2 separate regions of the Homo sapiens genome follow, and region 1 is linked to region 2. Evidence: chromatin contacts called from ENCODE Hi-C data. All regions are on one chromosome and are shown on one strand. The core of a region is the stretch at or near the end of the contact, and the rest is flanking DNA. Distances in the headings are between cores, read along the strand shown. Region 1 holds the start of PRPF19 (pre-mRNA processing factor 19). Region 2 holds the start of ZDHHC5 (zDHHC palmitoyltransferase 5).

Evidence for each region. A loop is a pair of places that touch in the nucleus more often than their neighbours do. Pooled maps may share reads with other maps.
Region 1: a map of naive thymus-derived CD4-positive, alpha-beta T cell shows a loop between it and region 2 (22-fold over the local background). The contact joins the promoter of PRPF19 here to the promoter of ZDHHC5 in region 2. A Hi-C loop is called at or near these places in 2 of 168 maps with a recorded cell type or tissue (naive thymus-derived CD4-positive, alpha-beta T cell and posterior cingulate gyrus), 1 of 37 single-sample maps with no recorded cell type and 13 of 50 pooled maps.

Annotation. Positions count from the first base shown.
Region 1 is chr11:60,902,473-60,908,207 of GRCh38, reverse strand. PRPF19 (pre-mRNA processing factor 19) reads left to right here and starts at 1,623. Exons shown (of 16, transcript NM_014502.5): 1 at 1,623-1,844; 2 at 4,347-4,496; 3 at 4,673-4,749; 4 at 5,327-5,468; 5 at 5,552-5,625. The coding sequence starts at 1,826. It overlaps PRPF19-DT (PRPF19 divergent transcript), which reads right to left and starts at 1,429. Exons shown (of 2, transcript NR_186697.1): 1 at 1,365-1,429. RefSeq lists enhancers at 1,171-1,290, 1,404-1,991 and a silencer at 1,931-2,030.
Region 2 is chr11:57,666,020-57,671,588 of GRCh38, reverse strand. It overlaps ZDHHC5 (zDHHC palmitoyltransferase 5), which reads right to left and starts at 3,475. Exons shown (of 12, transcript NM_015457.3): 1 at 3,402-3,475. RefSeq lists enhancers at 2,774-2,843, 2,397-3,034, 3,035-3,674, 3,844-4,423 and silencers at 2,954-3,153, 3,404-3,643.

The sequences.
Region 1 (5,735 bases), core at 374-2,873, 3.2 Mb before region 2:
GGGAAGTTACTTTGTTGGTGCAAGACAGAGATGAGATGCCCTTTTGCATATTAACTCTTCATAAGAGTTCAGTGAGTTAGTTCTACCCTTGTCATCACTCCCTCTGTTTTACAGATGAGGAAACTAAGGCATAGAGAAGTTCATACTGCCAATCACCTGAGTGGTGCTAGGATTTGAGCACACAGTCTGACTTCAGAGTCCATGCTCTTGGCCACTATGCCATATTGCCTTTTGTACCTGTAACTTTTATTTTTCTCTCCAAGCTTTTGCTTACGTTGTTTCTTCTTCCGGAATGCCTTTCGTTCTCCTTCTCCTCTGAATACTGCCCACCTGTCAAAGTCCCTCTCACTCACATCCTGTTCATCCTGCCCTTTTGTCTTGATACCTTACAGTCCACACCACGTCTTTTGCATGATTCCTGAGAGTATCTTATCTTACAGATATCCACAAAGAATCATACACTATCTGAGCTGGAAGAGAAATAGAAAATACAAAATCCAAAATACAAAATAAAGAAATTTATAGGAGGCCATTGGTTTGGACTGAGCTCTTCTGCTAGGCCTAACAGACCAAGCTAAAAAGAGTTAGTCCTGCTGAAGCTCCACGCCAATAAGCTGAAACGAAGATCTTTACGACCTTCTGAGTGTGTATGTGTGTGTGTGTGTGTGTGTGTGTGTGTGTGTGTGTAGGGGGGAGCTAAATTCCCAAACAGGCAAGTTTTAGGTGGCATGATAAGTCCCCTCCACTTTAACCTTTACAAGAAAAGTAATTTTGAAATTACCAAATGACCAATCCGCTTTTTGTTCTCTGTTCCTGTTTTCCTCAGTCCTTTTCTGTCTATAAAACCAAGTTCTCCTGTTCAGCTCATTGGAACAACCATTATATTTTATAGTATGAGGCACTGCCCAATTCTATAGAATCGCACCTTAAGTCCCAGCTACTCCGGAGGCTGAGGCAGAAGGATCACTTGAGGCCAGGAGTTCCAGGATGCACCTGTGATAGCCATGATTGCTATGACCGCACCTGTGAATAGCCACTGCCTTCCAGCCTGGGCAACATTGCCAGAGTCCGTCTCTTAAGAAAAAAAAAATCTTTGAACTAAGTTTGTTGTGATTTTGTCTTTTGACAAAGAAGAAAGGGCAATGTGAATTGCCCCAAATCACAGAGCGAAATGGTAGTAGTCAGGACCAAAACACTTTCTTAGCCGTTTTCTTAGTTCTTGTACCCATCTGTTTCTGTATTTTCTTCACCAGGCCATCCAGCAGTGTCTCTTAAAGGGTAGCCCGAGAAACAACTGACTTAGAAAAGCGTGGGGCACAGTCTGTCTACGCAGACCCGAGGAATCTGCATTTTAACAAACTCACTGGGAAATTCTCGCGCACGCCAAGGTTTCAAAGACCAGGGTCCCGTGGCACAGTGCCGCACAGTTGTCAAAACAAGTGCTGTCCAATTGTTTTGGTTTTAAATTCTCACTGCGTCATGGGAAATGTAGTTTCGAGCCTCCTCTCTCCCGACGCCCCAGCCAATCCTCCGGCGCTTTACGGAACGAGCCGAGTCAATCCGGAAATAACCGAGTGTTCGTGGCGGGCCCTTTCCTGCCCGGCTGCATTCTGGGAAAGGGCAATTTCCGTTAGGTGCTGAAGGCTGTGGCGCGCGGCTGTCCCCATTCCCACGTGAAGCGCTACGCTAGCATCGCTCGGCTGGCGGCTCCCAGCTCGCCGCGGAGCAGTCCCGGCAGCAGCGGGGGACCGGAAGTGGCTCGCGGAGGCTCAGAAGCTAGTCCCGGAGCCCGGCGTGTGGCGCCTCGGAGCACGGTGACGGCGCCATGTCCCTAATCTGCTCCAGTGAGTGTTGGCTGCGGCCAAGCGCGGGTCTCAGGAGGCCAGAGAGCGGCGCGGGAGCGTGTGCGGTCCGCTGCGGCGCCCGGGCCGGGGTGGAGGCGGGAATGGGGCGCTCCGGAGGCCGAGCGGCGGCCTGTCAGCACCGGAGCCCCCCCCGTCGGAGCGGGGTGCATTTGCGCAGTGCCCCGCAGTTTACATAGTGCCTGAGGTTTATTGTCGCAGACATTACTGAGGCCGGTCGCCTCATTCTACAGAGTGGAAACAGGTCTGGACAGAGAGAGCTGGTGCAAGGGAAGCAGCCTTAATGTAGGAGTCAGAAAACTCGAGGTCTTGTCCAGGGTCCGCCTCCCATTGGCTTTATGAATTGGCTCAAGGCTCTGGGCCTCGGTTTCCCCATCTGCAAAATCGAGAGCATTGCAGTGGATGTTTTGCGAGGCCTCGCTCGGATAGTCGGAGCTTTTGCAATTTGCAAAGGTCACATGATGAGTTAGAGGTAGAGGCAAGGCTGGCAGCCAGGTATCTGGCTCCCAGCCTTACACTGTATGACTAATAAAAACAGCGCACATTTATAAGCCCTTATTGGTTTACAACGCGCTTCCAAGTCTATGATCTCATTTTATCCTCACAAGAATTCCCTAAAGGAGAAATAAAGATCCTGGTTTTGCAGATGAGGATGCAAGGCGCAGGAAGAGCGGGGCTTATCTAAGGATGCGTAGCTAGTCAGTGGCAGAGCTGGGTGACGTAGTTAGGTGACACGGATCTTGGACCCTGAATCCATGCTTTTTTCATACCTTCCACTATCTTTCCCTTTGATATTTTATCATGACGTACAGACATTTTCCTTTCCCTTTTCGTTGTTTCATCAGATTACTCGTTTCCCCTCCCTTTTGCTATTCACTTCCTTCTCTTCTCAGAACCTGTACATTGATCCAAAGAGGGGGAAGAAGGAAGGGAAATGATGGAAAAGGAATCCCTCACTTTGAAGAAATTACAGCTCGCAAAGTACCTTCACATTTATTGTTTCCTTCCAATCTTCGGGAAGCTCTCTTTTACGTTCCCCAGCACCATCCTTCCTGGCATGGTTCACTCATTTGTTAGATGTTTACCGAGTGCCCTGGGGGCATCTGCATTGTACTGGAAGTGAGAGACCAGCTGTAATCCTTATCCTCAAGGGGTGCACAGTCTACGCAGGCAAGAGTGTAAATGATACCTCTATTGCGGGTTGTTGTGAAGATGAATTACTGTACTGTATGCCTAGAATTGTGCTTGGCACATAGAAATGTGCCATGCAAATGTGCCATGTAAATATTTTTAAATATTTTTATTGTAGCGATTGCCACTTTGCTCCTTGGAATCTTCCAGGTGATAAGTGTCTGTACGCTAATCAGTTGACTGGTAGCTGGTAGACTCAATAGCTTCAGGATGGGGACTGGTCACCTAGGAAGACTAAAGGGTATTAGAAGGTTGGGATTTTCAGTCCTACCCCCCATTTACCTGGGGAAATGAGAGGAACTGAAGTCGTCACTAGTGACCAGTGATTTATTGAATCATGCCTTTGTAATGAAGTTTTCATAAAAATACAAAAGGACAGGATTCAAAGAGCTTCTGTATAGCAGAACATGTGGGGGTTCCTGGAGGGTGGGGTGCCCAGGGAAGGCATGGGAAGCTCTGTACTTCTCCCATACCTCATCCTATGCTCCTCTTCATCTGTATCCTTTGTAATATCCTTTACAATAAACTGGTAAACATAAGTGTTTCCCACAATTGTTTGAGTCACTGTTGCAAATTAATTGAACCCAAAAAGGAGGTCATGGGAACCCTGATTTACAGCTGGTAGATCAGAAGAACAGGTCAAACAACCTGGGGCTTGCGATTGGCATCTGAAGGGGCGGGGAGTCTGGTGGGACTGAGACCTCAACCTGTATGATCTGACACTATCTCCAGGTACCTGGTGTCAGAATTGAATTGGAGGACACCCAGATGGTCACATCTGAGGTCACAGAAGTATTTTGTTTTGTCAGAGAATAGGAGAAACTGAGTTTGTTATTCCTGTATTCTCAGACTTTATAATTTCTTTGATAATCTGTCTGGAGCTATAGACTAAGATGGATGGCAGGGATTTGAATGGCTTCATGTGTATCTCCATGTCATGGAGTAAACTGTATTCATAGAGTACACAATCATTGTTCAGATATGAGGTGGTGATAATGGACTGCTATTCTCTAGGTGCTTGGCACATAGTAGTTGTTAATAATTATTTGTTGACTATATGATTGTCAGATAGTCAGGAGACTATCTCCTCAGTCAGGAGACTAAAGGAAAAGGTAGTTCCATAGCTGGAAAGCATTCTGGGGCCAGTACAGAACTGGCTTAGGGTCAAATGTCTTGCTTTCTGCTAGTTGAGTGTGAGGATGCCTAGTCTTGTTGGGGCTAATAGCAGATGAGGAATCCTCTAGGCCCAAGATTGCCTTCACTCCAAGCTCACTACCAGCCTTTTCTCTACAGTCTCTAACGAAGTGCCGGAGCACCCATGTGTATCCCCTGTCTCTAATCATGTTTATGAGCGGCGGCTCATCGAGAAGTACATTGCGGAGAATGGTACCGACCCCATCAACAACCAGCCTCTCTCCGAGGAGCAGCTCATCGACATCAAAGGTGCCTATTGGCTGCCTTAGTCTAGGGCCATCTTAGCTCAGAGCCTGAGAGGATGGGAGGTGGTGCCAGTGCACTGGAGGAAGAGATGGTGGGCTGTTTATGGCTAAAAGGAAAAGATGTGATGGCGGGGGAGGCCCCTGGGTTATGTTCTTCATACCTGCTTTCCCTTTCGGCAGTTGCTCACCCAATCCGGCCCAAGCCTCCCTCAGCCACCAGCATCCCGGCCATTCTGAAAGCTTTGCAGGATGAGTGGGTGAGTTCCTGCAAGAGAATCAGCATCTTCCCCACTTGAAGAGAATGCATTGCTGGGTTAGGACTTGGGGGTAGGAAGGATGGAGCATTATTTAGAGGGTAAACTTTGTGACATCAGGGATTTGTTTTATTCTTCGTTGTATCCCCAGCACTGAGAGCAGCACCTGGTACATAGTAGGTGCTCTAGAGTTATGAATTGAATGATTGAATACATCCTGCAGGACTGTCTGGCACAGTGCCTGACACAACGAGGGCGATCAATAAATAGCAGCAGCAGCAGTGTTGTTATTCTCTTTTAGAGAGGGGACGGCATGACAGCTGGGATTTGCCAGTAAGTTAGGGAAGGTGGGGATGGGAAAGAGCTGGCTCCCACTCCTGTCTGTGTGCCCAGTGGTTCGCTTGGGGTAGGAGCTCAAGAGTGTCTGCCGGCACATTCGTGTTTGCTCGGATATTGTTTGGGTCACTGATACTGGTCTAGGCTCTGGGATAGGAGGCAGCATCCCCTCCCCAAGGGCTGACTCCACTGGGTACTCCCTGCACCCCCCACCTCACCTTACAATGATATTTGCTTCTCCCAGGATGCAGTCATGCTGCACAGCTTCACTCTGCGCCAGCAGCTGCAGACAACCCGCCAAGAGCTGTCACACGCTCTGTACCAGCACGATGCCGCCTGCCGTGTCATTGCCCGTCTCACCAAGGAAGTCACTGCTGCCCGAGAAGGTGCAGCCTCTCCCCTGCCATCCCCCACCCTGGGCTGGTTCTGCATTGTAATATCCCATTTCTAACATCGTCTTTTCTCTCAGCTCTGGCTACCCTGAAACCACAGGCTGGCCTCATTGTGCCCCAGGCTGTGCCAAGTTCCCAACCAAGTGTTGTGGTAAGTGTCCCCCTTCCCTTACCAGCAGCCCATTTGTGTACAGTGGCCCACAGAACTGTCCTTATGCAGGTGTCTTTGGTGCTCTGTGCCTCTCACCCTCACCTTTCTTC
Region 2 (5,569 bases), core at 2,226-4,725:
TCTCATTTTCTTTCTCTGTGTGTTTCTTTTGCTCCTCTATGCTTTTTAGTTACAATCCTGAAGAGGTAGAAGCTGAATTTTTGGTCTTTTGGAATCACCCATTAGAACACTGGGTAAGAAATGTTCTTGCAGAGAAAGCCATGATGCCCTCTATGAGAAACTGAATAAGCATAGCATAGGGTTGGTTCTTTTTTCCCAATTCAACAGTTTATTATTCCTATATTGGCCTAAGGTAACTGAGCCCCACCTGCCCCAATATGATTAAAAGTAACAATTATTTCTGTTGATGACAATAACAAACTAACACCAGCACCTTGGGATTTTATAAAATGCTTTTCATCTGGTGATCTAAAAGCACTTTACTCACATTATCTGGTGACGCAGTCCCTTATCCCACTCTTTAAAATTGAAGGCTACAGAATGCCCGAGGACATTCCACTGAATCACCTCAGGTTCAGAACTCAAGAGGTCACATGCCCCTCTGGTGACACAAACCCTTTCTACCTTTTCATCCACTACCTGCCCAGAGATGATAACTTGGAATCTGCAAGCCAAAAATTTTAAGTTAGAATTTTAAAAGAAAGTAGTTTTATTCCCTTCTCTACTAAAAATACAAAAATTAGCCGGGCGGGCGCCTGTAGTCCCAGCTACTCAGGAGGCTGAGGCAGGAGAATCACTTGAACCCAGGAGGCGGAGGTTGCAGTGAGCCACTGCACTACAGCCTGGGCAACAGAGCAAGACTCTGTCTCAAAAAAAAAAAAAAAAAAATCAGAAGATTCAGATAACAAAATATAAATGTGCCCTATAATGTACCACTTCCTCTCTCACCTATGGCATGGAAGGCAAAGGTGCCTTCCCTTACGATTCATTTCTCTCTTTAAAATTAGGGTTTCAGAGGGCCAAACAGCAGTATTAGAATACAGTGAGCGCCAAAAGATTCTAAGAAACTGTTATAGTCCTAGAAAACATAAATCCTCTCTAGTCCCTGATTTAATGATTATTTAACTCTCAGTTTCCTACAGGAATGGAAGCCTAACATTTGGAATGTAGGCCTCAGTAACTTTGTTAACAAAAGCAAACTCTTGATTTGTAGACAATATGTACTTTTTTTTTTTTTTTGAAACACAGTTTCCCTCTGTCACCCAGGCTGAAGTGCATGGTGTGATCTCAGCTCACTGCAACCTCCGAGTCCCGGATTCAAGCAATTCTCCTGTCTCAGCCTCCCGAGCAGCTGGGATTACAGGAGGGCACCACCACACCCAGCTAATTTTGTATTTTTAGTAGAGATGGGGTTTCACCATGTTGCCCAGGCTGGTCTCGAACTCCTGACCTCCAGGTGATCTGCCTCCTCACCCAAAGTGCTGGGATTACAGGTGTGAGACACTCTGCCCAGCCAATATGTACTATTAAAGCAAACTTTTCCCTCAAAATCCCAAAGACTAGAAAAGATGGAAAATTATACTACTTAAATTTTATCTAGAGTAGAATATCATTTAGATACTATATATTGTTTCATATATTTTCCACAGGAAAAAAGTCACATGGACTAATATTGACATAGTAATACAGAGTCATGAAAGGCCATGCAATTTTGGGAGTATAATACTGGGAACACAAAAGAGAACAGCATCTGAGATGCTTGGGGGCTACACAGTAGAAGGGAAATCAAAAACCTAACAATTTATTGGGTATAAATAAAGATGAACCAATTCTTAGCAAAAGAATGTGCTGCAGATACTAGGATGAAACCACAAGGGTGAGTATGGTTCATCAGAGTCAACAGTTTGAATCCATACTAGTATCAAAAAAGTATACAAGAATATGTATGCCAGCTGGGCACGGGGGCTCACGCCTGTAATCCCAGCACTTTGGGAGGCCGAGGCGGGCGGATCATTTGAGGTCAGGAGTTCGAGACCAGCCTGGCCAACATACCAAAACCCTGTCTCTACTAAAAATACAAACAAATGAGCAGGGCGTGATGGGGCATGCCTGAAATCCCAGCTACTAGGGAGGCTGAGACACGAGAATCGCTTGAACCCGGGAGGTGGAAGTTGCAGTGAGCCAAGATAGCAGCCACTGCACTCCAGCCTGGGCGACAGAGCCAGACTCCGTCTCAAAAATGAGAAAAAAAGTAATATGTATGCCATATTGAGGCACAGAGTAAACTATGAAATGGAAATATGTATATGTAAAACAAACAATACAGGATATGTGGTTTGAAGGCTTTAATAAGGTTTAATACAGGTATTTCCTTAAATAGGTGGATACCAGCAGTACCAAGGACAACACAACTATTTTTTGTTGAAATAAGCGGTGTAACAGTACAATAGAGTAAATCTAAATGCACAGTAATGGAGGTACCATGGAATAATTCACATGTCAAGGTATGGGAGAAAGAGCCAAGAAGTTTAATGTGGGTGTTATCATTATATACCGAGGTAGCAAAATACATGGCAATATAATTTTGTAAACATTAAGTTTATACAATGGGTGATAATGAGCATTCTGAAGATATTTGATCCAGGACAGAGGTATACTGAGATAGAAGGATGATATGCAAATGTTAGATCAACTTGGTCAAGATGGCATTAACCAGGAAGTGAAGAATCCAAGGCAAAAAATAGTCTAGCGTATAACGTATATGTGATCCTACAACTGCCTTCCTAACTTTTAGCAACTTTCTTACTTCTTATTTCAGTGTTTCATTTGGCCAAGTGGGTAAAACACTTTCCACCTGCCTGCCCCAAATATAGGTAAAATATTGACAAACGCATTCGGGCTCCACTTTAAAAAGTACAAAGTACTAAACGCATGGAGCACTCGGCTGGTGGCGGTAGGAGGAGGAAGCGGACGGGTGAGAGAGAACAGGTAACAGGATGAAGCTTGAGCCAAAATAAGTATCAGCAGAGTGGAGCGAGGGACTCGAACCGCAGAGCGGTAAAAGGGAAACAGCACCCGGTCCCCACCACGGGACTGGGGAAAGGAGAATCACCCGTTGGGGCAGGGCTGACGACCGCTGAAACCGAAAAGAAGGAATCCACGGCGGCCAGGCCCACCGAGGTTGAGAGAGCGGGCTGCGGGGACCGCAGAGCCCGAGGGCGCAGGGCCGGGGGCGGAAGGGGCGGCGGCTGGGCGCCAGGCACCGGGGACCGCGGTCTCGAGCTGAGTGGCCGTCTCTAACCCGTTCCGAGCCCTGGCGGTCGTGGATCCCCGGCCTCTACTCGTCGTCCGTTTCCAAGGCCCATGGGTCCCGCCGCGGTTGGAAGACCCGGCCCGGAGGAGAAATAGGGCCTTAATACCCTCCCCGTCTTCGGTCCCCCTTCCCTAGAGGTCACCCTCCCCTCCCACCTCGCTGGTACGGCACTTCCGGTTCCGCAGGGACCGGTGTCCTCCGCACTCACCCGCGAGCCCGGTGCCCGTCACCACCGCCGTCGTTGTCACCGCCGCCTCCCGGCAGTGCCGTCCTGCCTCAGAGAAGCAGCGCGCGGCCCCCGCACGCTCCACGCCCGCCCCGCTGCCGCGCGCTCCCGCCAGGCGTCGCTCGTCTCGGAGCCGGCGCGCGGCCGTTGCCCTCAGTGCCGGGTCTCGAACCCTTCCAGCGTTCCCATTGGCTCCCTAGTCCGGGCTCGCGCGACGTCTCGCGCGGCGCACGTTTGTCTCATTCATGCGGCTCGCGCTGCCGCGCCCAACCCCGCTCACTCTCCCATTCACCCATAGCCCCCACCCCGACTCCGATCTGGGGCGTGCGCGCGAACCCTGGCGACCGCGGCGACCTCGCGGCCTGATTGGCTGCAGCAACACAACGACGTACGCACGCGAGAAGACGAGAGCGCGCACGTAAGGCCGTGGGGTTGCGGGGACAACTAAGAGACAAGGATTGGCCTAATGCACAGGAGTCAGGAATGAGGAAATGGCCAGGCGAGTCTTCCCTTCTCCTGCGTCCTGTTGTATTCCCACTGAATCCAAGCAAAAACCCCCGGAAATAAGAAAAGAATTATGTGTGTGTACTAGAAGTACTCAAAAGCAAGCAGCTACCTTCTCGAATTCAGCAACCCCTCTCCTACTGAGGTGGTACAGTCCAGACAGGCTTCCAGCGCAGCCAATTACCGACGACTATCGCCGCTTCCTGCTTCAGCCCCTTCGCGGCGGATTGGCCAACCATTTGGCGACTAGGCCTCCCTCTTCTCCTTCCCATCTCCTTTTTTTTTTTTTTTTTTTTTTTTGATGGCAAAAACTTTATTTAAAACAATCTTGCTGGAGAAATCTTCAGTCCGGCGAGGTCGCTGGTCCGGGCAGAATCCAGGGCGATGGAATGGTCTGGGCTGTGTCTCCCACATGAAGGGGACGCCCGGACTTGAAGAGCCAATGTAGGGCGAGGCTCCTGCCAAGGGCCGGGGAGGGAGATGAAGAAGAGCAGGCGCCAGCCTTGGAGCCGTAGCGCTAACCGTGAGAGGGAAGCCTAAGGAGCGCGCGACCTGAGGCGGTGGCAGCACCCTCCCGCCCCCGGAGTGCGAGCCGGGAAGTGAACTCCCTGAATTCCATTAGTTTCCCACTGTCACACGTGGGATGGGCGCCCGCATCCCTCACCTCACCCAATCCTAGAATACAAAGCTAAAAGCAAAAGGTTCTCTAGAATAGCTACTGTCCCTGGCGAGCTAACTCTGCATAGGTCATAGTGCTACGCTTTGCCCTGATTAGCCCAAGACAGCTGTGAACCCAATAGCAATGCCCCATGTTCTCTCCCCATTCGGCTCGAGGCTATTTCTTTTTTCGAAAGCAACTCTAGCTATTACATAATGGTCCCTCAAAAAGGTGTTTCACAAGCCACTTCCCTGAAGCCGAGGCCCCTCACCTGTAAAATCCTGAGGACTGTCCTCGGGTTTGGTCTCAAATGTTGCTGGCTTTACTGTGGTTCTGACACTAGCATTAGGCAGTAAGGTAAAAGAGAACTACCTTCTGTTTTCTGGAATCTAGTTCCTTCTCTGACATGGCATATATTATAAGTTCTAGTTTATTCTTGTTAACAGCGTCAATCCAGCATTTATTGCAACACACTTGAGAGTTCTTTATAACGACTTTATATTTTTAAAACAGACCTGGCCTGGCGTGGTGGTTCACACCTGTAATCCCAGCACTTTGGGAGGCCAAGGCAGGCGGATCACGAGGTCAGGTGCTCAAGACCAGCCTGGCCAACATAGTGAAACTCCCTCTACTAAAAATACAAAAATTAGTCGGGCATGGTCGGGGGAGCCTGTAATCCCAGCTACTCGGGAGGCTGAGGCAGGAGAATTGCTTCAACCCGGGAGGCAGAGGTTGCCGTGAGCCGAGACCACACAACTTCACTCCAGCCTGGGCAACAGAGCAAGACTCCGTCTCAAAACAAAACAAAAACCTCTTTAGACCATATGAAAGGTAAATTATTGAAGATACAATATTGATATTTTATTTTTTACTTTTTGAGAGGGAGTCTCACACTGTCACCCAGGCTGGAGTGCAGTGGCGCGATCTCAGCTCATGGCAACCTCCTCCCGGGTTCAAGCAATTCTCATGCCTCAGCCTCCTGAGTAGC